2 separate regions of the Homo sapiens genome follow, and region 1 is linked to region 2. A link is an interaction called in ENCODE POLR2A ChIA-PET data of the cell type or tissue named here. Cell type or tissue: MCF 10A. All regions are shown on one strand. Each heading gives the region's core, and the rest is flanking DNA. Links, peaks and the distances in the headings are about the cores only. Region 1 overlaps FKBP5 (FKBP prolyl isomerase 5). Region 2 holds the start of MIR5690 (microRNA 5690).

Region 1 (9,957 bases), core at 1,958-9,957, 61 kb after region 2:
GTGTTGCTGTAGGGGACATCCTTTCATTCTTTTTTATGGCTGCATAGTATTTCATGGTATATATGTACCACATTTTCTTTTTTTTTTTTTATTTCAAGTCTGTCAAGCTATTCTTTATTTCGGAGAGAGGGCAGGGCAGAGTGCTCAGTCCTTGGCAGCGGCTTTTGTCATGGTGGCCAGGACATTGCTCAGCTCCTCCTGCTTCCTCTTGGTGCATCCCCACCCTTGTCTTGATGAACTTGAGGGCCCATTTGTCCTTGGAGACCTTCAGTAACTCCATGGTGCACCGCTCGTATGGGGTGAAGCCACACAGCTCTCAGATCATGTCCGGCACGAACTTGGTATATTTGGTCAGGTGCCTGCAGCAGCGGCTGTGCCTGGGCGTCCTCATGTTCTCGGTCACCTTGTGGCCCTTGTTGAGGCCCATGGCCATAGGGCAGCACAGAGCCATGGCCGCTGCTCTCCAATGGTGGCCGTGGCAGAAGGAAGCCCACATTTTTATCCAATCCACCATTGATGGACACCTAGGTTGACTCCGTGTCTTTGCTATTAAGAATATAACTGTGCTTAAGAGTAAGTGCTGTGTGTGGCTCATGCCTGTAATCCCAGCACTTTGGGAGGCCAAGGTGGGATGGTCACTTGAGCCCAGGAGTTTAAGACCAAACTGGGCAACATAGTAAGACCCCATTTCTACAGAAAAAAAAAAAAGGCCAAGCATGGTGGTGCATGCCTGTAGTGCCGGCTACTCAGGAGGCTGTAGTGGGAGGATCATTTGAGTCACATTTATACCACTGCAGTCTAACCTGGGCAACAAAGCGAGACCCTGTCTCAAAACAAAACAGGCTGGGCGTGGTGGCACATGCCTGTAATCCTAGCACTTTGGGAGGCTGAGGTGGGTGGATCATTTGAGGTCAGGAGTTCAAGACCAGCCTGGCCAACATGGTGAAACCCTGCCTCTACTAAAAATACAAAAATTAGCTGGGTGTGGTGGTGGGCGCCTGTAGTCCCAGCTACTTGGGAGGCTGAGGCAGAATTGCTTGAACCTGGGAGGTGGAGGTTGTAGTCAGCTGAGATTCTGCCACTGCAGTCCAGCCTGGGCAACAGAGTGAGACTCTGTCTCAAAAAACAAACAAACACACAAACAATGCTGCAGTAAACATGTCAGTGTAAATGCCAGCTATCTTTCTGATAGAACGATTTATTTTCCTTTGGTTGTATACCCAGTAATGGGATTGCTGGGTCAAATGGTACTTTGATTTTTAGTTCTTCGAGAAATTTCCAAAACTGCTTTCCACAGGAGCTGAACTAATTTCCATTCTCATCAACACTGTTTAAGCATTCCCTTTTCTCCACAACCTTGCCAACATCTGTTCTTTTTTGACTTTTTTTTTTTTTTTTTTTTTTTTTTTTTTTTTTTTTGAGACGGAGTCTCATTCTGTTGCCCAGGCTGGAGTGCAGTGGCGCGATCTTGGCTCACTGCAACTCCCGCCTCCCAGGTTCACGCCATTCTCCTGCCTCAGCCTCCCGAGTAGCTGGGACTACAGGCGCCCACCACCACGCCCGGCTAATTTTTTAAAATATTTTTAGTGGAGACGGGGTTTCACCGTGTTAGACAGGATGGTCTCGATCTCCTGACCTCATGATCTGCCTGCCTCGGCCTCCCAAAGTGCTGGGATTAAAGGCATGAGTCACAGCGCCCGGCCTTGACTTTTTATTAATAGTCATTCTGACTCAGTTGTGAGATGGTATCTCATTGTGGTTTTGATTTGCATTTCTCTGATGATTAGTGATGTTCGGCATTTTTTCATGTTCGTTGGCTGCTTCTTCGTGTCCTTTGCCTACTTTTTAATGGGGCTATTTGCTTTTTTCTTGTTGATTTGTTTAAGTTCTTTTCTGGATATTAGTCCTTTGTCAGATGCATAATTTGCAAATGTTTTCTCCCATTCTGTAGTTTGTCCATCTGCTTCGTTGATAGCTTATTTTGCTGTGCTGAAGCTCTTTAATTAGGTCCCAACTGTCAGTTTTTCTTTTTGTTGCATTTGATTTTGGGGACTTAATCATAAATTATTTGCCTAGGCAATGTCCAGAAGAGTATTTTCTAGCTTTTCTTCTAGGATTTATATAGTTTCAGGCCTTACATTTAAGCCTTTAATCCATCTTGAGTTTGTTTTTGTATATGGTGAGAGGTAGACGTCTGGTTTCCTATTTGGATGCCTTTTATTTCTTTCTCTTGCCTGATTGCTCAGGCTAGGACTTGCCGCATACTGATTGCTGTGGCTCAGTACCATGCTGAATAGGAGTTGTTAAGAGTGGACACCCTGTTTTTTTCCAGTTCTTAGGCGGAATGCTTCCAACTTTTGCCCGTTCAGTATGATATTGACGGCTGGGTGCAGTGGTTCACACCTGTAATCCCAAGACTTTGGAAGGCCGAGGCAGGAGGATTGCATGAGCCTAGGAGTTCAAGACCAGCCTGGGCAGCATAGTGAAACCTTGTCTCTACTAAAAATAAAAAAAATTAGCCACACATAGTGGCATGCACCTGTAGTCCCAGCTTACTTGGGAGGCTGATGCAGGAGGATCACTTGAGCCTGGGTGATACAGGCTTCGGTGAGTTATGGTTGCACCACTGCACTCCAGCCTGGGCAATGGAATAAGACCTTGTCTCAAAAAAAAAAAAAAAAAAAAAAAAAAAAAAGATATTGTCATAGGTGGCTCTTATTATTTTGAAGTATGTTCCTTTGATGCTTAGTTTATTGAGGGTTTTTTATAATGAAGGGATGTTGGATTTTATTGAATGCTTTATGCTGATTGATTCTGAACATTGATAAAGAGGTATATATATATATCTTTAAATGATTTGTTCAGACTTTAATGGAAAGTACTAGTAAGAATAGCATGTAGAATTTCCAAATCACCCCATGTGGAGTGGGGAAATAGAGGAACAAGGAAAACTTCATCAATTGAGCAAAAATTGTTTTAAAAAATAAGAAAACACGGGCCGGGCACGGTGGCTCACGCCTGTAATCCCAGCACTTTGGGAGGCCGAGGCACGTGGATCACGAGGTCAGGAATCGAGACCATCCTGGCTAACATGGTGAAACCCCATCTCTACTAAAAATACAAAAAATTAGCTGGGCATGGTGGCGGGCGCCTGTAGTCCCAGCTACTTGGGAGGCAGGAGAATGGCGTGAACCCGGGAGGTGGAGGTTGTAGTGAGCCGAGATCACACCACTGCACTCCAGCCTGGGCAACAGAGCGAGACTCCATCTCAAAAAAAAAAAGAAAACACTGTGTAGAAAACCAAAGACAAGAATAAAACCACTCATATCAGTGATTACAAAAAATATGAATGGGATAAAGTCACCTATTAAAGGCAAAAGGTCTCATAAAGTGAGAACAACAACAGTATCTAGCTATGTGTTCTTTATAAATGAAACACTAAAATCAAAAAGGTACCAAAAATTGAAAATAGAGGAAAGATTACGTCTGCCCATATTGAGATCTGATGGAGCTGTGAGACTTTACATTTTTGTTTTTCATATGCTTTTGAAGTATTTATGAATGTCCTGGGATATAAGTCTAGGAATAGGAGCAAATTCTTGAAACCATTTTATTATATGTTTTCACAAAATAATGTAATATGGTACTTGGTCTAAAGTGGCCAGTGTTTATTCTTTCAAATATTTTGGATTTATATAATTTCTTTCTTCCAAAAAGTTATCTTCAAGTCTTCAGGTAGAATAAAATCATAGTAGAAAATAAGTCTTTCTGGCCAGCCATGGTGGCTCACGCTTGTAATCCCAACACTTCGGGAAGCCAAGGTGGGAGGGTTGCTTGAGGCCAGGAGTACAAGACCAGCCTGGCAACATGGTGAGACCCCATTCTTAACAACAACAACAACAAAATAGCCAGGCGTGGTGGTGTGTGCCTGTAGTCCCAGCTACTAGGGAGGCTGAGGAAGGAGAGTAGCTTGAGTCCAGGAGTGTGAGGCTGCAGTGAGCCATGATCACACCACTGCACTCCAGGCTGGGCAACAAAGTGAGACCCCCAACTCAAAACAAAAACAATAAAGAGGCCGGGCACGGTGGCTCACACCTGTAATCCCAGCACTCTGGGAGGCCAAGGCTGGAGGATCACTTGAGGTCGGGAGTTCAAGACCAGCCTGGCCAACATGGCGAAACCCCATCTCTACTAAAAACACAAAAATTAGCTGGGCATGGTGGTGCGGGCCTGTAGTCCCAGCTACTTGGGAGTCTGAGGCACAAGAAGTCCTTGAACTCGGGAGGCAGATGGTTGCAGTAAGTGAAGGTTGTAGTGAGGCAAGATCACGCCACTACACTCCAGCCTGGGCAACAGAACGAGACTCTGTCTCAAAAAAAGAAAGAAAACAGTCTTTTGTTGCTGCTGCTGCTGTTGTTGTTGTTACAAAAAAAAAAAAAATTCCAGCCAATTGGCCATTTATTTTAGAATAGTATTAAAAAACAAAGTTTCCATATCAATATAAAATTTGTATAGCTTCCTAGAATTTATTAAAATAGGAATACTAATAGATTCAAAAAGGAAAATTTGTATAAATTAGTGAAAATTACCACCCTGTCCTTAATGCCCTATTTTAAGATTAGTCATTAAATAAATATTTACTTGCTGGCCCTGAACTCTGTGCTGGGTACTGTGAGGCACAAAAGAAGTACAAGATACTGCCTTTGCCTACTAAGAATTTTATTCATACTTTGACAGCTTTCTGTGTTGAACCAGTAAATGTTTTCTTACACAGAGCTCTAAAACATGTTTAATCTGGTATAATTTACCACTAGGCACAGGAAAATAATTATAGCTAACATTCCTTTAGTTTGTCTCTGTATATCCACACTTAACAACAGCATTTTCACATGATAGACACCCTGACATATGAATGAATGAATGAATGAATATCAGGTGCTAGATTAAAAGCTCTAATTCAGTATCTAATTTAATCCTCTCAACAATTATCATTTAGCTAGTGTATTATCCACATTCTATCAGTGAAGAAACTGAGCTTCAGATCACTTTAATTACCTTGCCCAAAGTCATAATTGAAGTGGCAGAATGGGACTGGAATCCAGGTCTAACTCAAGTGCTATAGTGGTGTGAAGGGAAGACTGGTAAGGGTTGGTGTTCATGGAGAATTTGTTGCTGGGTGTATACTTCTTGTTTAGATTTCCTGTTTTGAAAACATTCAAACTTGATCAACCAAAAGAAATCATTTGCATAAATGTTATTCAGTTCCAGGAGCCAGGTTCCACGCCTGTTAGCATCTGTCCGTCAGTTCTGTAAGCAATCTTACAGTGGTGTGTGTTCATCCTAAGTAGTACAAAACAGTGCAGAGGAGGAAGGCGGACAGCTTAGGGGAAATCTGACCACCATGCGTGTTGGAAGTATTTCTCTTGTTCTCCTGCTTTTAGAAAGCCATCTCTGCTTGCTTTTTCAGGGGGTTATTAAGATCCTACTCTCTTGGATACTGTGCTCTATTAGGCAGGAGACACAGGCAGAAAGAAGCTCACTTGGCATGAATTAGGCAACAGAGAAAACTCTTGCTCAGTGGGAGTAACCTGTCACAACCTGGTTTTCTCTGGCCAGATAACCAGTCTTGTCGAGTAGTAATGCCATTACAACATTCCCATTCAGATCCTCATGACCCAGTAATTGTTTTGAGAATGAGTGCAAAGCTATCAGACACCAACTACTATAATTAGAAAAGGGAAAAATAGACACTTACCAGAGCTAATGTCTTTAGGCTGGAGCATTTACAGCTTTTTGTTTTTTGTTTTTTAAGTTATGGAGCCTCTTTCTCAGTTTTGCTTCCTAAAATACAAATTGCATGGTTTAGGGGTTCTTGCATTTCATTTTTGTTACTGCTGTGCACTCTCTTTCCTTTTTTCCCCCCTATTTTAATCGGAGTACAAATTGCTGTCAGCACATCGAGTTCATGTGCCAGCCACATTCAGAACAGGGTGTTCTGTGCTCTTCAAAACAAAATTGCTCTAGGGCAGTAAGAGAACAATAAGTCAGAGCTCCAGTTTAAGTGATGTTTTGCAGCTCGCTTGATGTGGTTACACTCCGATTGCGCAGCTAAGCTTGGGTAATTTGGTTTGGTTTGACTTTGTGGGGATTTGGAGGACCTCCCTCCCCCTTTAAGTTACATAGTCTTTAAGTCAAGAAAAAAATGTTGTCTCTTTTTAACTTGTTTATTTCTTTCTCTACCAAAAAAGCCCTAAGTAGAAGCATCCTGTATGTACTTTTATTCTCTTTGGGCATGTCATAGATGATTTACTTCCCGTAAATCATGCTGGTTGGGATTAGCAACAGACCTCCTGAGCCCTACAGGCTGCACTCCCAGTGAGTCACGATGGTTATTATTAAATATTTATTAAGTTAGTATTTGCACTAAAAGATGCCAGGTCAAAAAGCAACCACAGGGCTTCCACAGCCAGAGCTGCCATGGTTTTTGTTCTGTTTTGTTTTGGTAGGAATTTTTAAGATAACATTAAAAAGAATAAGTGGAGCTATAGGAGCTAGGCTCATCTGCATCTGTTACTGCAATCAGGGCCCCTACTGTGGCAATCAGCAGTCTTTCCGTGGCTCCAAGTGGTGTGTGAGTTCTTGTCAGCAGTCTCGTAGAACTTTTCACATCAGTGTTCCAAGTTTAGAAACCAGTTAACCCAGCAATGCCCTTTGCTACTTGTAGATGTAGAGAATCAATGGGCTGTATTCACCATGAGGCTGTGATACCTCCTTTTACTCTGACATTCCGAATGTTGTCAGTATTACAAGGCGATGGTTTTGGTTTTTTATATAAACTGGGGTGTATATGTCTGGATGTATATCCGTTTAAGATTTTATAGTACTGCAGGGTCCAATTGTGAAGGGTTAGATTTACCAGGAAAAAAAAGATTAGTCCACATGTAAAGTAGAAAATATTTATAAGAGCTATCACAAATGTTTACTGTCCTATTACAGCATCAGACACTAGTTCTGTCATTTATTGTCTCTCTGAGAAGACTAGCTACAATGAATGTTTTGCTTTCTTAATTATGCCTTTGTTACAGTTTGACTTTTTTTTGGCATGGTTACTTCATTTATCTTTCCCAACATGTTTATTAGTAGCCAATCTTTTTCCCTCACTAATGATGGGTTATCACATCTAAAGAGAACTTCTGAAATTACTCATTTAATTTTAATATCAAGTACATACATCAAGCTGAAAAACAGCCTAGGAAACTAACGCACAGGCAGGAATCCTTGCAGAGTCTCTGGATTTCCTGTTTTGAAAACATTCAAACTTGATCAACCAAAAGCCACAACAAATGTACTGATAATTTCCTCCCCCACTAAATGTACTCTCCTTAAGGGAGGAAGATGATACTTCCAACAATAAACTTCAGACAAAAAAAATCTGTTAACTAAGTTGTGAGCTACTAGGACAATAAATCTCTATACTTGAGACATTCCACAATACATGAGAAATTTACTTTGCTCAGCAAATCTTTTTTTTTTTTATGAAAAGTGTTATTAGTCTAAATTTCTTGGGCAGAGTTTTAAATATTTAGAAATGCAAACTTTTTAGAACTCTTAACCTCCTTAGAAATATCAATTTTTACTCCAGTAAAAATATCTTTTTTTTTTTGAGACGGTCTCACTCTGTCACCCAGGCTAGATTACAGTGCCGCAATAACAACTCACTGCAGCCTGGAACTCCTAGGTTCAAGCAATCCTCCCACCTCAGCCTCTCGAGTAGCTGGGACTTATAGGTGTGCGTCACCACCCTCAGCGAATTCAGTAAAAATATCTTAAGCCTCAGACTCCCTGTAGAACCTCTCTAGTATGCATGTACAGTCATATGCTGCATAACATTTTGTTTAACAGCAGATTGCACATAGGACAGTGGTCCCGTGAGATTATAATTCCATATCTTTACCTTCTCAATGTTTAGATACACAAGTACTTACCATTGTGTTACAGTTGCCTACAATATTCAGTACAATAACATGCTATACAGATTTATAGCCTAGGAGCAATATGCTATACCACTTAGCCGAGGTTATAGTAGGCTGTTCCATCTAGATTTGTGTAAGAACATTCTAAGATGTTCCCACAGTGATGAGAATACCTGATGACACATCTCTCAGAATGTATCCCCATCCTTAAGTGAAGCGTGACTGTATTTGAAAAAGTTTAAATTTGAATTTATTTTTTAAATGTTTTCCAATTCAGAATGAACTTTCAATTTGCTACAAGTTAATTTTATCTAGAGCATTCTAAAAGTAAGTCTAACAGAAGGAATTATCAGCATTTATGAGTGTGGGACATAAACTAAAATGCCATATGCGAGCTCTACCAAGCCACTCCAACTCTAGCCCTTGTTTGGAGGAGCTGACTCAAGAGTTAGGCCCTTTCTAGTTTGGCCCAAGTTTCTTAGACCCCATTCTGTGTCTGCAAGGGGAACACATCAAGATGGTATTAATACTGGTGAGTTAAAAAAGAGTAGTGAGTACTCACTTCGGCAGCACATATACTAAAATTGGAACAATACAGAGAAGATTTAGCAAATCGAAAAAAGAGAAGAAAAGGGTAGAACGCTTTAGAGCATAAATGTCCAGGGGACATTTCGGCCCCTAGTGTCTACACCATTTCTGTTCATTCTTCAGTTTTTCTCATTTCTCAGGCCTGGGCTAGGGGTAATTCAATTAAATTATTAACTGCAGGAATTAGATTTGAAGCTGGTTTCTGGACTATATTGATATTGAGAGTGATATTACCAGGTCATAGAATCATAGAATTTTAGAGCTTCATTGAGATCATGTAGTTCAAAAGTAGAATAAGTTAGATTTGAATTTTTATTTGGAAGGTAATAGTTGTTTTATTGGGCATGGAATGAGTATAACAGAACGAGTGATTTTTAGTCTCTCTACAAGTTGTTGATCTAAAGTAAAGTAGATCAGCCAGTGTTAGAAAAGAAGCATTTTAGGAAATCTCTAGATTTGAATATAGGCTATTATGTTACAGAAGTAGGAATAAAGGATTTTCTTTCTTTTTTATTTTTATTTATTTATTTTTTTATTTATTTTGAGATGGAGTCTCCCTCTGTTGCCCAGGCTGGAGGCTGGAGTGCAGTAGCGCAATCTCAGTTCACTGCAACCTCCGCCTCCCAGGCTCAAGTGATTCTTGTGCCTCAGCCCAAGTAGCTGGGATTACAGGCACGTGCCACCACACCTGGCTATTTTTTGTATTTTTAGTAAAGATGGGGTTTTGCCATGTTGGCCAGGCTAGTCTCAAACTCCTGACCTCAGGTGATCCACCCGCCTCGGCCTCCCAAAGTGTGGGATTACAGGCGTGAGCACCGCGCCCAGTCAGGATTTTCTTATGAAATCCAAATTATCATATTGCTTGGTGACTGTTATGCTGTCATACCAGCCATCCATTTTTCTTATTACATCAAAAACTTAAAATAGAATACCCTTAATATTAAAAGTAGTTGTAAAGTTTCAGAGAATTGTTTTTCCTAGAAATAAAGAGTCTAGGCCAGACCTGGTGGCGCATACCTGTAATCCCAGCGCTTTGGGAGGCTGAGGCGGGTGGATCACCTGAGGTCAGGAGTTCGAGACCAGCCTGGGCAACATGGTGAAACCCTGTCTCTACTAAAAATAACAAAATTAGCTGGGTGTGGTGGCACACACCTGTAATCCCAGCTACTTCGGAGGCTGAGACAGGAGAATTGTTTGAACCCAGGAAGTGGAGGCTGCAGTGAGCAGATATCACGCCACTGCACTCCAGCCTGGGTGAGACAGAGCAAGACTGCGTCTCAAAAAAGTCTAACTCATCAAGAAAAAATAGATATCTGTATGCATTTTTTCTATTTTGTCTTAAAATATGAGAAAAAGCCTCTTATTTTAATATGAAATTACTCTGGGAAAGAGCTTG
Region 2 (17,055 bases), core at 6,967-14,966:
GCTTTCTCTTTTTCTCTGTATTCTAGTTGTTTACATAATCCTCACTCCTTTTCTCCAAAGTTTAGTGGGTTTCTGCTAGTGTTTCCTCTCTGTCCTCAAAACCCCAGTCTAGATCCTAAATCATCAAGCCATAAGGTGGAAAGGACCAGAGAGAGGGAGAAAGGGAAGAAGGAAGGGAACCATCCTCTAGTCCAGCCATCTTGTTTTACAGATGAGGAAATTGAGGTTCAGAGGAAGTAGAGGCATATGCTCAAGATCCACAGCTACCGAATGAGCAGGGCTGCCCCTTTCAGGACTAGATGAAGGCTGTTTTATACTCTCATCTCAGTGTGATTCTCAGCTATCTGGGTGGGAATTATAGTAGTACAATAAATAAATTTTCTGTTATTACTATTAAGCACCAAGACAAAAAATAGTTTTATTACCAGGAACTATATGATAATAATTCAACCTTATTAATAAGCCCATGATTGTATTTCTCAGATGAGCCTCACTATTCTTAATACTTAAAACCAAGTCTCCAAAATCTGCTTTGAGAAGAGGGTTTCTTGCTTTCATTTTTAGAGTTGTAAATTATAAATATAATAGTATTATAAACATAAATAGTATTCTCAAAAGAATGGACTTTTTGTTTCTGTTTTCTTCTTTTTTTTTCTTTTGAGACAGGGTCTTGCTCTGTTGCCCAGGCTGGAGTGCAGTGGCACTCTCAAAGCTCCTTCCCAGGCTCAAGCGTTCTTCCCACCTCAGCCTCCCAAGTAGTTGGGACTAAAGGTGCACACCACCGCACCTGGCTAATTTTTAAATTTTCTGTAGAGATGGGGTCTCACTCTGTTGCCTAGGCTGGTCTTGAACTCCTGGCCTCAAGTGATCTGCCTGCCCTGGCCTCCCAAAGTGCTGGGATTACAGGCAGGAGCCACGGCACCCAGCCAATCTCTTAGATTTTAATATATGCCACACACAACACATAATGGTATGTTATGTATTCAAGCATTTTCTTCTACATTGTTTTTCTACCTAGATGTAATGTGATAGAAGGTATAAAGCCCTAAGCTTAGCGTCTGGCCATACCAGTTGCTCAATAAATATTCTCTTCCCTTTTTACAGGGCTGGTAATTTTTTCTCTTATATAATGTTAATTCCCAATCACCAATTCACTATCACATCACTTCCTTTTCTTCCCTGGAAACGTATGTTTAAATACATTTGCCCTCTCTGCATTTTGAACATTTGCATAATGTACAAGTACTTTTTTTCTTTTTTTTTTTTGAGACGGAGTCTCTCTCTGTTGCCCAGGCTGGAGTGCAGTGGCGCGATCTCGGCTCACTGCAAGCTCCGCCTCTCAGGTTCACGCCATTCTCCTGCCTCAGCCCCCCGACTAGCTTGGGCTACAGGCGCCTGCCACTACGCCAGCTAATTTTTTGTATTTTTTTTTTTAGTAGAGACAAGTTTTCACCGTGTTAGCCAGAATGGTCTCAATCTCCTGACCTTGTGATCCGCCCGCCTCAGCCTCCGAAAATGCTGGGATTACAGGCGTGAGCCACCGCCTCCAGCCACAAATACTTTTTAGTCGCCATAAGCATAATCAAGAAATCATTTTGCAAATGGTAAGCTTTTCATGTTGTGTATTCTTTCCCATGATTAGAGAGGTAAAAAGTGGCCTGGGATGCATAAAGATGTCGTAGACCTCTGCAATCTGCCACATTATTTCTTTAAAAAAAAAAAAAAGCAAGCTTCTGGACTAGATTGATTTTTACTGAAATATTAATTTTTCTTTATTATTTTTAAACACTGAAGTTGAATTGTATAATTCACAAATGCCTATACAAAACTTTTTTCCATGTCCTCAATACTTTGTATCAGATTATTTATATTTCTCATGGTTTGGTTTCTTTTTCTTGTCTTCATTTTTCTGAAGGTAAAAGGGGATTTTTTCCCCCCTTTTCTGATCTGTAACTTGTTTTGTATTTGGATGATTACCCTTTATAACAAATTTTATCTTCTAATTATGCTATTAAGCGAGAAGATAGTGGCCGGTCACGGTCGCTCACGCCTGTAATCCCAGCACTTTGGGAGGCCGAGGTGGGCGGATCATGAGGTCAGGAGATCGAGACCATCCTGGCTAACACAATGAAACCCAGTCTCTACTAAAAATACAAAAAATTAGCTGGGCGTGGTGGCGGAAGCCTGTAGTCCCAGATGCTGGGGAGGCTGAGGCAGGAAAATGGTGTGAACCCGGGAGGCGGAGCTTGCAGTGAGCCGAGATCGCGCCACTGCACTCCAGCCTAGACGACAGAGTGAGACTCCGTCTCAAAAAAAAAAAAAATTCTTCTAAATTAGATTTTAGGGTTCTTTTGAGGGCTGAGTTTGTGTGTGTAGGTTTCTCTTAGCCCCTTCATATATTGTGTTGGAACTTCTGTTTCTATTTTTTAAATGTTTTCTTATGTTGAATTATTTTATTGCTGTTTGAAAAAAATATGTTAAAACTGTATTTATGGGTGGTTGCTAGCCTTTTAAATTTACATAGTAATAAATTTTGCTGTTAACTTCATTCTTAGAATATGAAGTTTTTTGTAATTTAACTTCTTTAGGTATTTACCCTGCAATTCTGATACCTTGAGAGAGAAAGGGATAATTGACTTTTTCACTTTCATTTTATAGATACTATTTGGCTACCTTGTTCCTTCCCTTTATTTTCATTTTATTTGTGTCTCCTAAAAGTGGGGACCTTTTAATATAATGTTAGGCGCTTTATAGGCTGTCTTTTCTTTTATAAAATGTGTTCATTTCACTTTTCCATTTTTAATATGACTATATTCTAGATTTTCTGTAATTCATGATATATTTTTTAAGATTTTGGCTAGATTTGTCAGTTTGGATTGTAGTTTCTTTTAACTTGTTTTTGTTTATTTATTTATTATTTTTTTTTTTTTTTGAGACAGGATTGCACTCTCTTACCCAGGCTGGAGTGCAGTGGTGCGATCTCAGCTAACTGCAACTTCTACCTCCCTGGCTCAAGCAATCCTTCCACCTCAGCCACCCAAGTAGGTGGGACTACAGGTGTGCACCACCATGCCCAACTAACTTTTCTATTTTTTGTGGAGACAGGGTTTGGTTTTACCGTTTTGCCCAGGCTGGTCTCAAACTCCTGGGTTCAAGGGATCGTCTCACTTTGGCCTCAGAAAGTGCTGGGATTACAGGCATGAGCCACTGCACCTGGCTTATTAATTTCATTAATACTTTGCTTTTACCTCCATTTAACAAACTTTGGTATTACCATATATGAGATATTTTCATGTGTATGTGTGCATTTATATTTTTTAAATATGTGACTGAGTTTTTTCCCTTTTTCTTAGATTCCTAGGCTATTTCAATATTTTTATACCTGTTGTCTACTCTGCAGCTAATGACACAGATAGCAGTATATGAGTTTTTCTTTTCTTTTCTTTTCTTTCTTTTTTTTTTTTGAGATGGAGTCTTGCTTTGTTGCCCAGGCTGGAGTGCAGTGGCACGATCTTTTCTCACTGCAACCTCCGCCTCCCAGGTTCAAGCGATTCTTGTGCCTCAGCCTCCCGAGTAGCTGGGATTACAGGTGCCCACCACCACACCCGGCTAATTTTTTTTTGTATTTTTAGTAGAGTCGGGGTTTCACCATATTGGCCAGGGCGAACTTCTAACCTCAAGTGATCCACCCGCCTCAGCCTCCCAAAGTGTTAGGATCACAGGCATGAGCCACCGTGCCCACTGAGAATTTAATACACTTTATGTAAGTTAATTTTTTATGATAGTTATCTAGCTTTGCCAGACCAATTTTGTTAGTAAATTTAAAACATTAAAAAATTTTGAATCCTCCTAATTCTGTGTCTCTAATTTAGTAATTTTAAGTTTTGATCCTTGTTTCATTCTATCATTCTTTTATTTAAAAAAATTGTCATTGGCTTTTCTAAAAGTGAATCGTGAATCATGATTCATGTGAAATAATTAACTCTAAAACAGCAAAGATACCTTTTAGAACCTTCATTTTTTATAAATTGCATTAACAAGTTATGCAGTGATGTGAAGATACAAACTAAGGTCATTAAGTTTTCTTTAATTTATAATTTATATTAACCTATTCATTGAAAAGGATTTGATAGTTTGTGATTAAAGCAAAACAGGCAAAGACCATTAAAAACAAAGACAGAAAATGAGCATAAATCACTTGAGAAATAATGAGCAGAATGGGGGAATGGGAAGAAATCTTTATACCAGTAATCTGAGGCAAGATAGTTTCTGTGTTTGAACATTAAATTTAGCTCTGAGCTTCCTGGCAAGCAAGAGAAAAAAGGAAACAGGGTGACTTTTATAGTTATTGTCCAGTAAAGAAAGCTTTTTCAATTTTTCAGAAGAGAGAAACTTTTTCTGAGTCATAAGTTATAAGAGGTTTGTTATGTGAATTCTTACATATGGAACATAATTTATATTTCTAATTTTGAAAATTATTGAATTTCTTCTGTTGCTGTCTTAGCCATCAGGTACCATTCTATGCATTGTAATTATATTGGTCATATTAAGTTCATGTCCACTGTTGTCAAAAGTGGAAATACCATGGCTGGGGTGTGTTTATGTATTGCCTCTAGAGCTGTAGCCACTGACGAACAGGAAACTGAAAGCTAAAAGTTCAGGAAATGTATTGTATTTAGACTGTGGAAAACATATATATGATACTTTACTGAAAACCATGCTCTTTTGAAAACTGAAATATGTATGTATTTAATTAGAGATGAATATTAAGGATTCATATCAGATGCTTAAATATGATAATAGATACAGTATGTGCATTGTAGGCCAGGAATATTGTGCAATGCTAGAAAAAAAGGCAACAGATTATTGTATGTATTCAGCTATATTCTTTCAAGAAACAAAACAGCTGGCACATCAATTGAATTCCTCAAGGATGTCTTATTTCCAGAGAATTCCAGAGTTTTAGTTTTAGCTTAGTTCCAAGGAAGAGGAGGTCCCTGTTTTACAGGATAGCCTATTTCAGTCTTAGGGAGTTCTAATGGTTAACTTCTGTTTTCATACACTGAATTTAACTTTGTTTTCCTGTGATTTATTAATACAGTCTATAGCTTTCTTAGAGTTGAGAAGAAAATGATTAATTGATCAAACTTTTTTTGAAAAGTTAATTGCATCTCAAGTGTTTTCTTAGATATTGTTTCATTTTAGGTTCCTTATAAAATACTTCCTACAGGAGTCTTTAGTTTTGAAGTTATAAAAAAAAATTATCAGAGGAAATATGACTAATGTATATGCTTGGTTGAGCTGCATTTTCTTACTGTTTCTATACTTAGTATTTTAACAGGATGTGATTGATAGGAATTTAACATTCTAATTCTTTAAGACAATCATGAAGTTCTGATAGTTTCTTAGAAATGGAAATTGTGTCATTATATTTTGTTGTTTTATTGTTGTGCATTTTAACAAAAGAGGTGACTTCACATGTACCCTAAAACTTAAAGTATAATAATAACAAACAAAACAAAACACATGTACCCTAAAACTTAAAGTATAATAATACAAAAAAAAGAAGAAAAAAAACAACAAAAGAGGTGACTTATAACTATTCCATTCCAGTTTTATGATATGAAATTGTAGTCACACAGAACATTTAGGGGCCACATTAAGTGAAAATTCCATTTATTACAAAGTTTTTAAAAGGATTTTTAGCTGTATTACATGTCACTTAATTATAATCAATTTAATAGTTTCATTAAAATTAGACTCTTTTCAGGATTGATTTTGGTTTTGGTCTGTTAGGGTTGTGTGTTTACCCCTGAACTGTTGTGGTAGCCAAAGGGATAGAAAGCACTGACTGGCAAAAAATGGACACTGGGCCTAGCCTAAGAGGGAGAAGCAGGGCTTCCCAGAGGAAAGTCCCGGGATGCTGTTTCCAGCATAAAGGGGAGTGGGCTCTGGGCTCACACAAGGAGTCTCAGCAAGGCCAGACCGTAAAGGGCTGGGTATAGTGGGAAGAAGAGTTGGATTTTATGCAGTGGCTGATCTGCTGTTGCCATAGAGGATTCTTTTTGAATAATAACTTTTACTTTCTTATTGTGTTACACACTCGTTGTAGAAAAATTAAATTAGTGAAGAAAATAAAATAAAAATTTCCTATAATTTTTTTCCCTTTTTGAATGTTCTTAGCTAATTTCCCTTAAACTTCATTTAACATTTAGGTTACTTTTTTTCTTTTCGAAAGAGTCTCACTCTGTCACCCAGGCTGGAGTGCAGTGGCGGGATCGCAGCTCACTGCAACATCTGCTTCCTGAGTTCAAGTGATTCTTCTGCCTCAGCCTCCTGAGCAGCTGGGATTACAGGCGCCCGCCACCATGCCTAGTTGATTTTTGTATCTTTAATAGAGAATTCTTCTGCCTCAGCCTCCTGAGTAGCTGGGATTACAGGCACCCGCCACCACGCCTGGCTGATTTTTGTATTTTTAATAGAGATGGGGTTTCACCATGTTGGCCAGGCTGATCTCAAACTCTTGACCTCAGGTGATCCACCTGCCTCGGCCTCCCAAAGTGTTGGGATTATAGGCATGAGCCACTGCACCCAGCCAACTAGGTTACTTCTTATTTGTTTATTTGAAAGAGTGCTTGTTGAATTGTTCTTTCCACAGATTATGCTTCTAATAACTTTAAATATTAATTATGGAGGAAACGGGTTAATCATTTTAAGGATTCTTTTTGGTTGATATAATGATTCTATTAATTAATATTTGTCTTATGGGAGCCATAAGCGTAATAGGCATAATGAGAGCACACACTTGTAAGTCAGAGTGGTTCTTACAGGGGAGACAGGAAAAATGGAGTCCAAAAGGCCTTTCTGTAAGTTCCTTGGGAGCAGGGACTAGGTCTTTCTTGTTCACCATTATGTCAGTATCAGGCACAATGCTTGACGCCTAGTAAGTGTTCCATAAATAGTTGAATGAATGGATGAGTTTCTCATTAAGCACTTTTAGTAGCTCATATTTCTTGTACTGTGGATAATCAAGATCAATTATATTCATCTAAGGTTAAGAGCCTTTGCTATACTCAGTTTTCTTTATTAATGTAAATTTAATAAACTGATTTTTTTAAAAGGCATGCATCTATGTATACACACACACACACACACACACACACACACACACACACAGACACACACACAAAACAAGTGAAAATTTATTGTTTCTTCCCCTGAGCCCCATTCTCCAGAATTAGCTACTATTAATGGCTTACTATATTTTTTCTAGGTATTTTCTCTTCATATACATTTTCTTTCTTTTCTTTTTTTTGAGAGAGTCTCGCTCTGTCGCCCAGGCTGGAGTGCAGTGGTGCAATCTCGGCTTACTGCAACCTCCCGAGTTCAAGGGATTCTCCTGCCTCAGTCTCCCGAGTAGCTGGGATTATAGGCGCCTGCCACCATGCCCGGCTAATTTTTGTATTTTTAGTAGAGACGGGGTTTCACTGTGTTGGCCAGGATGGTCTTGATCTCTTGAACTCGTGATCCGCCTGCCTCAGCTTCCCAAAGTTCTGGGATTACAGGCGTGAGCCACCGTGCCCAGCCTTCATATACATTTTCTTTACACAAATAGAATAATTATATTCTGTTCTATAAATAGCTTTTTTTCCCCTTCATGGCATTCTTAAACTTTCCATATCAATTCGTTTGTAACTGTGTCTTTATTTTTAATTATATAATTTTCCATTGTAGAGATGTATAATAGAAGTCTATGAAGGAAATCCACTCCCCTCCTTTTTTTTTTTTTTTTTTTTTTTTTAACTATAATAGTAGTGTTTCTGCATGTATTTTTGCTTGCTTCTGTGAGAATATCTACAGGTTATTTCCTGGAAGTGATATTGCTGGGCTAAAGGATATTTGCACATAAACTTTCAGTAGATATTGGGAAATTCGCCCTTAAAAATATTCAACAAATTTGTACTCTTACTAAAGATATGAAGTGTTATTTTTCTGATAACTGTACACACTTTAATTTTGTGGATTAGAAGGATTAAACTTCTGAAAATGAATCCTTGTCATAGTAGCTTGAGATGTTCAGAAGATGATACATTAGGTAATATATATGTTCCTTGGCTTATGGTGGTTTTACCTCCTGATAAACTCATTGTAAATAGAAAATATCACAAGTTGAAAATGCATTTAATATACCTAACTTACTGAACATCATAGCCTACCTTACACATGCTCAGAACACTTAAATTAGCCTACAGTTGGGCAAAACCATCTAATAGAATGCCTATTTTATAATGTGTTGAATGTCTCACATAATTTATTGAAAACTGAAAGTGAAAAAGCAGAATAGTTGTATGGGTGCTTGGAGTACTGTTTCTACTGAATGTGTATCGCCTTCTCACCATCATAAAGTTGAAACTCGTAACCCAAACCATAAGTTGGGGACTGTCCATAGTTCCATTGCCTGATGTGATCTGTTGAAGTTAGGTGGAAGATAGTGTACTATGACCTCTACAGACCCATAGTGTGTATTGTACAGATTTAGATGAAGAAGATCAGAATGTTGGGTTTCTAGGTTTTTATCTTTTTAGAATGTTTAAGATAAACATTTATGGCCAGGCACGGTGGCTCATGCCTATAATCCCAGCACTTTGGGAGGCCGAGGCGGGCGGATCATGAAGTCAAGAGATTGAGACCATTCTGGCAAACATAGTGAAACCCTATCTCTACTAAAAATACAAAAAAAATTAGCTGGGTGTGGTGGCACGCGCCTGTAGTCCCAGCTACTCGGGAGGCTGAGGCAGGAGAATTGCTTGAACCTGGGAGGCGGAGGTTGCAGTGAGCCGAGATCGCGCCACTGCACTCCAGCTTGGTGACAGAGTGAGACTCCTCTAAAAAAAAAAAAAAAGAGGAGCATTTACTAGTGACATTCTAAAGGAGCAGAAGACCCTGAGTGCTGGTTTGAGAAGTTTAGATTTGTTGTGTTGGAACACTATTTAAGGTCCATGAATTAGAGAGTAATGTGGTGGGTGTGCTGTGTCAGAAAGGCTTCACTAGCAGTGTATACAGAATGAGTGGGAGTGAGTGAGCCGTCTGGAGGTAGGCAGGTCCTCTGGAGAACTGTAGTAATTCACAAAGGAGAGGAAGAAAACTCAAAATATGATGATAGCTATGGAGTCGAAAGTAAGATAAGAAACACAATGAATAGTTGGCGGTCCTATTGATTAAGTGGAGAAAAATTATATTGAAGTTGCAAACCTAGGAGAATGGCCAGATAATACAGATTATGAAATAAATGGAGAAGGGACCAATTTTGAAAAAGTTAATTTTCCTTAAAAACATAAGGAAATAAAAGGGTCCTGAAGTGAGAGAAATCAAAGATTGGAGAAGGAAAGAGGGAGAAATTATGCCACTTTTAATTTCAGCTACTACCTCTATTAGGATTTGGGAGTTATACTAATAGAGGTAATAGTTGAAATTAAGAGTGGATGAGTTCTGGTATGAAGTGGTTGATGGGGACAACTGTTGATTGACAACTGCATTTTAAGGAGAGGATACTGATAGTAATGGGAGATGGGATGAAAGAATGCCCAGGCAGAGAGGAAATTTAATAATTTCAGGAGTGGGGAAAGAATAAAGACAAATGTTACTGCAGCCTACCTTTCATTCTTTTACTGTGCATGAGATACTGTATTTGCTGGATGTTTTCCTGTAGATACCACATTGTTCTTCCTCCGGGAGTGGCATGTCAGAAAATTTGATGATTATTTTAAAGATGTTGAGTTTTATTCCTGAAATTGAATATGGTAACGGAAAAAGGGTCTTGGGTAGTTTTTGGTGTCATATGCTGTGTTCCTTTTAGTTCATAAAATCTTTCATCTTGTTTGAATATCTGTGGGTCTAAAAAAAAAACAGCTAATTTTTGGATAGGTAAAAGTCCAGATACTTTGTACATTTTAATTGATTATTTAAAAAATATTCCCTGGCTTTTAAAACTTGGCTAATACAAATTGTAAGAATCACCATCTTTTTAGAAGAACATACTGTGAATTCAGAATTTTTGCTGGCTTAGTGCTTGTCAGCATGGAGCCTGTTCACAGGAAATGCTTTAGAATCAGAGTCAGAGACCTGTGACACTTCTGGGGAGTCAGTATGTAAAATAGTTAGAGTGCAGGCTCCAGAGTCAGTCTCCCTGGTTCCACTGTTCACTAGAAGTATATCCTTGGATAGATTACTTAGCTCGTCCATTAGATTTGCTGTCTGGACGTGTCAGTAGTAACAATCTCAATGTCACACGGTTATTGAAGAGATCCATCATAGAGCTTACATTCTAGTAAGGAGAGACAGGCAGTATACAAATACTATAAATACACTGGAGGAAAACATAGTGGGGCTGATTATAGTCGATTTTTGCTCTTTTATTTCCGGTAACAGTAAAACAACTCTGATAAGAAAAGGTTTGAACATGAAGGCAGACCTGAAGCGAGTGAGGGAGTGAGCTATGCAGCTAACCAGGGAAGAGTTCCAGGTAGTGGGGATAGCAAGTGCAAAGGCACTGAGGAAAGGGCACATGGGAGGGGGCAGCAAGAAGGCCACTGTAGCCAGAGCAGTGAGTGAGGGAAAAGGAGAAATAATTTCAGAGATAGCGAGTGATCAGCATGTATAGGGTATTAAGCATAAGAAGGACTTTGGATTTTATCCTGTGTGAGATGGGAAACCATTGGAGTGCCAGAGTAATTTTTTCTTAAAGCTAGTCTGCTTGTCATTTCTTTTCTTAAAAATGCCTCAGTTCCCTGTTGCCTTTGGAATAATGTTCACGTACTTTACTTTGGCACACAAGGTCCTTCACAGTCAGGCCTCTGCCTGTTTATTTAGCATCATCTGCTTCTTTCCCACATGTACCCTTCACTTTAGCCAAGTGGGATCACATGCAGCTCCCTGGATGGGTCATGATGCTTTGTGTCTTCGCGTCTTTCTGTACCGTTTGCCCTGTGAGAAGCCCTCCCCCTCAGCTCACATGGTCACTGGCTCTGTTTTAGAGGGTCCTCTTTGTGCTCTTGCTCTCTCATCATTTCCACCCGGAGCCACTTTGCACTTAAGCTGCTTAGGCTTGAAACGTGCTGTGTTCTTTTACCAGCCTTGATTTTACTCTTGCCACACCCTTGCCGGTTGAAAGTATGCCTATCCAGCTCAGACACTGCCATCTTCTGCCTCCTTGGGACCCTCAGAAACACTTTGTAGCTCTCTTCTACCTAATAATAATTATTTGGAATTAAAATGTTTCTTTGCCTTCACAAAAAATCCTTGGGCTAACTTATTTCAGTTTTCTTTGTAGCTCCTAGAACAGGGTCTTACAGACATTTCATATTCAGTAGGTATTCATGGTGTGTAGGATTCATAGTATAATTAGAAAACTATTGGCTTTCAAACAACTAAGGGCCAAAAGCAGCAAAAATGAATGCACAATTAAAATGAGTTCCTATTAACAAAACAAATTTACTGTAATTATGATAGCTAGGTAATCCTTGTTCTCTTATATATTTATATATACTTACTAGTGGCACCAAATATTAGTATACCCAGTTTGAGATGCAGTTTGTTGAAATATATTTGGACACAGCCAGGCGTGATGGCTCACATCTGTAATCCCAGCACTTTGGGAGGCTGAGGTGGCAGGATCGCTTGAGCCCAGGAGTTCAAGAACAGCCTGGGCAACATAGTGCGACCTTGTCTCTACAAAAAAAAAAAAAAATTAAAAAATTAGCTGGGTGTGGTTGTGCATGTCTCTAATCCCAGCTACTCAGAAGGCTGAGGTGGGAGGACTATTTGAGCCTGGCAGGTTGAGGCTGTAGTGAGCCATGACTGTGCCACTGTACTCCAGCCTGAGCAACAGAGCAAAACTCTGTCTCAAAAAAAAAAAAAAAAGACACGTAAATAAATGCTCATGGTTTTTGACAAGGTCATACCACTTCTGAAAATCTTCTTAAGAAAATAATACAAACTAGCCAGCCACAGTGGCTTTTGCATGTAAATCTCAGCAACTTGGAAGACTGAGGCAGGAAGATCACTTGAGCCCAAGAATTTGAGATCAGCCTGGGCAACATAGCAAGACCTTGTCTCTATTAAAAAAATAAATAAATAAAAAAGAGAAAGTAACAAAAACTAAATGATAATTACAACATCTACTACTACTAATGTTGAAAGTATACCATGTAACAGGCACTGTACAAAGCCCTTTATGTGCATTACTTTAGTCCTCACAATCCCAAGAGATGTTGATAACTGATAACCTTGTGTTTTAGATAGGGAAACTGTGGCACAAAGAAGGTAAGTGACTTGCACAAGATCATACAGTTGCTATGTTGTCAAGCTAAGATTCTCACTCAAGCAGACTGTGTTCAAGAAGCCATACTCTTTTTTTTTTTTTTTTTGAGACGGAGTTTTGCTCTTGTCACCCAGGCTGTAGTGTGCAGTGGCTCGATCTCTGCTCACTGCAACTGCCTTCTGGGTTCAAGTGATTCTCCTGCCTTAGCCTCCTGAGTAGCTGGGATTACAGGCACTTGCCACCACACCCGGCTAATTTTTGTATTTTTAGTGGAGACGGGGTTTCACCATGTTGACCAGGCTAGTCTTGAACTCGTGACCACAGGTGATCTGCCCACCTCAGCCTCCCAAAGTGCTGGGATCAGGCACGAGTCACCGCGCCCAGCCAAGAAGCCATACTTTCAATTACATATGATAAAAGCTTAGGCACAAAAATGTTCATAGCAGTGTTATATAGTATTAATAAGTTGGAAGGAATGTATATCATTCATGAATTATGGTCATCCATTGAGTAGAATAATTTTTTAGCAGCTTAATTGAGATAAAATTCACATACCATAATATTCTCCCCTTTAAAGTGTACAATTCAGGCCGGGTGTGGTGGCTCATGCCTGTAATCCCAGTACATTGGGAGGCTGAGATGAGAGGATCACTTGAGACCAGGAGTTCAAGACCAGCCTGCTCAATGTAGCGAGACCCCATATCTCTATAAATAAATAAATACATAAAATAAGGTAAATCAAAAATAAAATAAAGTATATAATTCAGTGGTTTCCAGCATATTTCCAGATTTGTGCAACTATTACTGCTGTCCCACTTTGGAACATTTATAACCCTAAAAAGAAATCTCCCACTCCCCATTTCCTCCTGTTTCCCCTAACCCTAAGCAACCACCAGTCTCCTTTCTGTCTCTATGAATTTGCCTATTCTGAACCTTTCGTATAAATGGGATCATATAATGTATGGCCTTTCATGATTGGCTGCCTTCAAGTGAAATTAATAGTCCTAAATATGCACCTAATAACAGAGCTTCAAGATACATGAATCAGAAACTGATAGAACTTGAAAGGATAAGTAGATCTAAAATTATAGTTGGAGATTTCAATACCTCACCTGTCTCTCAATAATTGATAGAACAAGTAGACAAAAAATAATTTAGAAGATGTGAACTACATTGTCAACTAACCTAATTGACATTTACATAGTATTCTACCCAATACAAGCAGAATACACATTCTTTTCAGTTGCACACAGCACAGGACATTTAATAAGATAGATCATATTTTTGTTCATAAAATAGTGTCAGTGTTGGCCAGGCGCGGTAGCTCATGCCTGTAATCCCAGCACTTTGGGAGGCCGAGGCGGGAGGATCACCTGAGCTCGGGAGTTTGAGACCAGCCTGACCAACATGGAGAAACCCTGTCTCTACTAAAAATACAAAATCAGCCGGGCGTGGTGGTGCATGCCTATAATCCCAGCTACTCAGGAGGCTGAGGCAGGAGAATCGCTTGAACCTGGGAGGCACGGGTTGCGGTGAGCTGAGATTGCGTCATTGCACTCCAGCCTGGGCAACAAGAGCAAAACTCCGTCTCAAAAAAAAAAAAAAAAAAAAATAGCATCAATGCATTTAAAGTGACTTAGATCATAAAGTATGTATGCTGACCAAAAGGGAGTTAAATTAAAAGTCAATAACAGAAAGATACTTGGAAAATTATTAAATATTTAGAAACTAATGTATTCCTAAGAAGCCCACAGGTCAAAGAAGAATATCAAAGATGAATTTAGAAAGTATTTTGTACTTAATGAAAATCATATCAGAATATGTGGGTTGTGGTTAATGCAAATGTTTAGGGGAAAATTCATAGCACTAAATGTCTATATTGGGTAAGAAGTAAAATCACAAATCAGTGTCCTCAGCTTTCACCTTAAGAAATTAGAAAAAGAAGGGAAAATTAAACCCAAAGTAAACAGAGGAAAAGAGTTAAGGATAAAAGCCAAAATTAGTGGAATAGAAAAAAAGAAAACTAGTAGAGAAAGTCAGTGAAATCAAAAGCTGGTTCTTTGAGAACAATGAAATTGATAAAACTCTAACCTGACTAATCAGGAATCAGAGAGAGAAGACAACTTACCAATATCAAGAATGAAAGAATTGCTAACAAAGCTCAGATTCTATAATTATTAAAAGGATGAGAGAATAATATGAATTACTTTATAGTAATACATTAGACAGCTAGATGAAATGTGCAAATTCCTTGAAAGATACAAAATACCTAAGCTCACTGAAGAAGAAACAACCTGAAAAGTCCTATATCTATTAAAGAAATTGAATTCGGCCAGGCTTGGTGGCTCACGCCTATAATCCCAGCACTTTGGGAGGCTGAGGTAGGCGGATCACCTGAGGTCGGGACTTTGAGACCGGCCTGACCAACATGGAGAAACCCCATCTCTACTAAAAATACAAAATTAACTGAGTGTGGTGGCGCATGCCTGTAATCTCAGCTACTCCAGAGGCTGAGACAGGAGAATCGCTTGAACCCAGGAGGCAGAGGTTGCAGTGAGCCAAGATGGTGCCACAGCACTCCAGCCTAGGCAACAGGAGCGAAACTCAGTCTCGAAAAAAAAAAAAAAATTGAATTCCCACAAAGAAAACTCTAGGCCTACATGGTATTCCTGATTCTACCAAACATTTTAGGAAGTCATAATACCAATTTTACACAAACTCCTCCATAAAATTGATAAAGATGGAATATTTCTTAAGTCACTCTATGATTTTTATTATTTATTTACTTATTTCTTCCTGAACCAGGGTCTCGCCCTGTTGCCCAGGCTGGAGTGTGGTTGTGTGATGGTGTGATCATGGCTCACTGCAACCTCCACCTCCTGGGCTCAAGCCGTCTTCCCACCTCAGCCTCTGAGTAGCTGGGACTACAGGTGTGTGCCACCATGCTCAGCTAATTTTTGTATTTTTTGGTAGAGATGGGGTTTTGCCATGTTGCCCAGATTGGTCTCGAACTCCTGGGCTCAAGCAATCCACCCGCCTTAGCCTCCCAAAATGCTGGGATTACAAGTGTAAGCCACCACACCCAGCCAGCAATATTTTTTAACAAAATTTTAGTAAATTGAATCCAACAACATATAAAAATGATAAAATACAGTGACCAAATAGGGTTTATTCCAGGTATCCAAGGTTGGTTTAACATTTGAAAACCAATGTCATGTACCACATTAGCAAGAGAAAGCATATGATCAGCTCAATAGATGCAGAAAAAACATTTAACAAAGTTTAACATGCCTTGCTGATGAAAACTCAGCAAACTAGGAAAATAAGGGAACTTCTCAATATGATAAAGGGTATCTGTGAAAAACCAATAGCTGAAATCATAGTTAATGCTGAAAGACTGAATGCTTTCCCTATATAATATTTAGAACAAGTCAAGATATCTGCTATTCCCAATTGTGTTCAGCATTGTTCTGGAGGTTCTTTTTTTTTTTTTTTGACGGAGTCTCAAAAAAAGACGGAGTCGCCCAGGCTGGAGTGCAGTGGCGCAAACTCGGCTCACTGCAAGCTCTGCCTCCTGGGGTTCACGCCATTCTCCTGTCTCAGCCTCCTGAGTAGCTGGGACTACAGGCGCCCGCCACCACGCCCGGTTAATTTTTGGATTTTTAGTAGAGATGGGGTTTCACCGTGTTAGCCAGGATGGTCTGGATCTCCTAACCTCGTGATCCACCCACCTCGGCCTCCCAAAGTGCTGGGATTACAGGCATGAGCCACTGCGCCTGGCCAATTTTTGTATTTTTTTTTTTTTTTTTTAGTAGAAACAGGGTTTCACCATGTTGGCCAGGCTGGTCTCAAACTCCTGACCTCGTGATCTGCCTGCCTCAGCCTCCCAAAGTGCTGGGATTACAGGTGTGAGCCACTGTGCCTGGCCTTATAATTTTATTACAAAATTGAGAAACCAGATGTTTTACTTTATGTTTTCTAAATTTCTGAATGTATTTTCAGAATGATATAAAATGTTAAATTTTATTTTAGATTAGAACATTGTTATCCAACTGGATGATAAATAAAGAAAAGGAAAAGGAAAGAATGTTGTGAGACCCCCTAAGTACAAAATGGAGGAAGTCAATGGAATTCCAAGCTTGAGAGAAATTCTTAGGATCTTGATTGGATGATTAGGTATCGGTGGTAGAGAGAATAATGGATCCTCAAAAATGGAACTTGTAAATATGTTACCTTATAGGGCAGAAAGGACTTTGCAGATGTGAACAAGGTTAAAAGCTTTGAAATGGGGAGATTATCCTGGGTTATCCAGGTGGGCTCAACTTAATCACGTGGGTTCTTAAAAGTGGAAAACTTTCCCAACTATAGTCAGAGAGAGAGATGACTACACAAGAATGATCAAAGAAATGCAGTATTCCCGGCTGAAGATGGAGGAAGGGGGCCACCAGCCAAGAAATGTGGGCAGCCTCTAGAATGTGGAAAAAGCCAGGAGATGAGTGCTCTCCCGGAGCCTCCAGAAGGAATGCAGCCCTGCCAACACCTTGATTTTAGCCCAGTGAGACCCATTCTGGACTTGTGATCTCCAGAACTGTAAGATGATAAATTGGTATTATTTCAGCCACTAAGTTTGTGTTAATTTTTTCTTTTTTCTTTTTTTTACTTGAGACGGAGTCTCACTTTGTCACCCAGGCTGGAGTGCAGTGGCGCGATCTCAGCTCGCTGCAAGCTCCGCCTCC

Evidence for each region. Peaks named below come from ENCODE experiments on the same cell type or tissue, not always from the same donor. Only the 100,000 strongest peaks of a DNase experiment are listed, where the experiment ranks them.
Region 1: POLR2A ChIA-PET joins it to region 2 with 13 read pairs; 11 of 35 experiments call an interaction of 5 or more read pairs at or near these places.

Annotation. Positions count from the first base shown.
Region 1 is chr6:35,598,122-35,608,078 of GRCh38, reverse strand. The region is part of intron 5 of FKBP5 (FKBP prolyl isomerase 5); the gene reads left to right. It also overlaps the pseudogene RPL36P9. Among named protein-coding and RNA genes, the nearest start is that of LINC03135, 59 kb to the right of the region's middle. RefSeq lists a silencer at 5,413-5,707 and an enhancer at 6,382-6,887. In MCF 10A, for the core only: no CTCF peak of the experiment used is centred there; DNase peaks (open chromatin) are centred at 5,588, 6,068 and 6,578.
Region 2 is chr6:35,657,141-35,674,195 of GRCh38, reverse strand. All of the region lies in intron 1 of FKBP5 (FKBP prolyl isomerase 5), which reads left to right. MIR5690 (microRNA 5690) reads left to right here and starts at 9,407; the gene lies at 9,407-9,479. RefSeq lists a silencer at 1,891-2,090 and enhancers at 10,499-10,998, 10,999-11,500. In MCF 10A, for the core only: no CTCF peak of the experiment used is centred there; no DNase peak of the experiment used is centred there.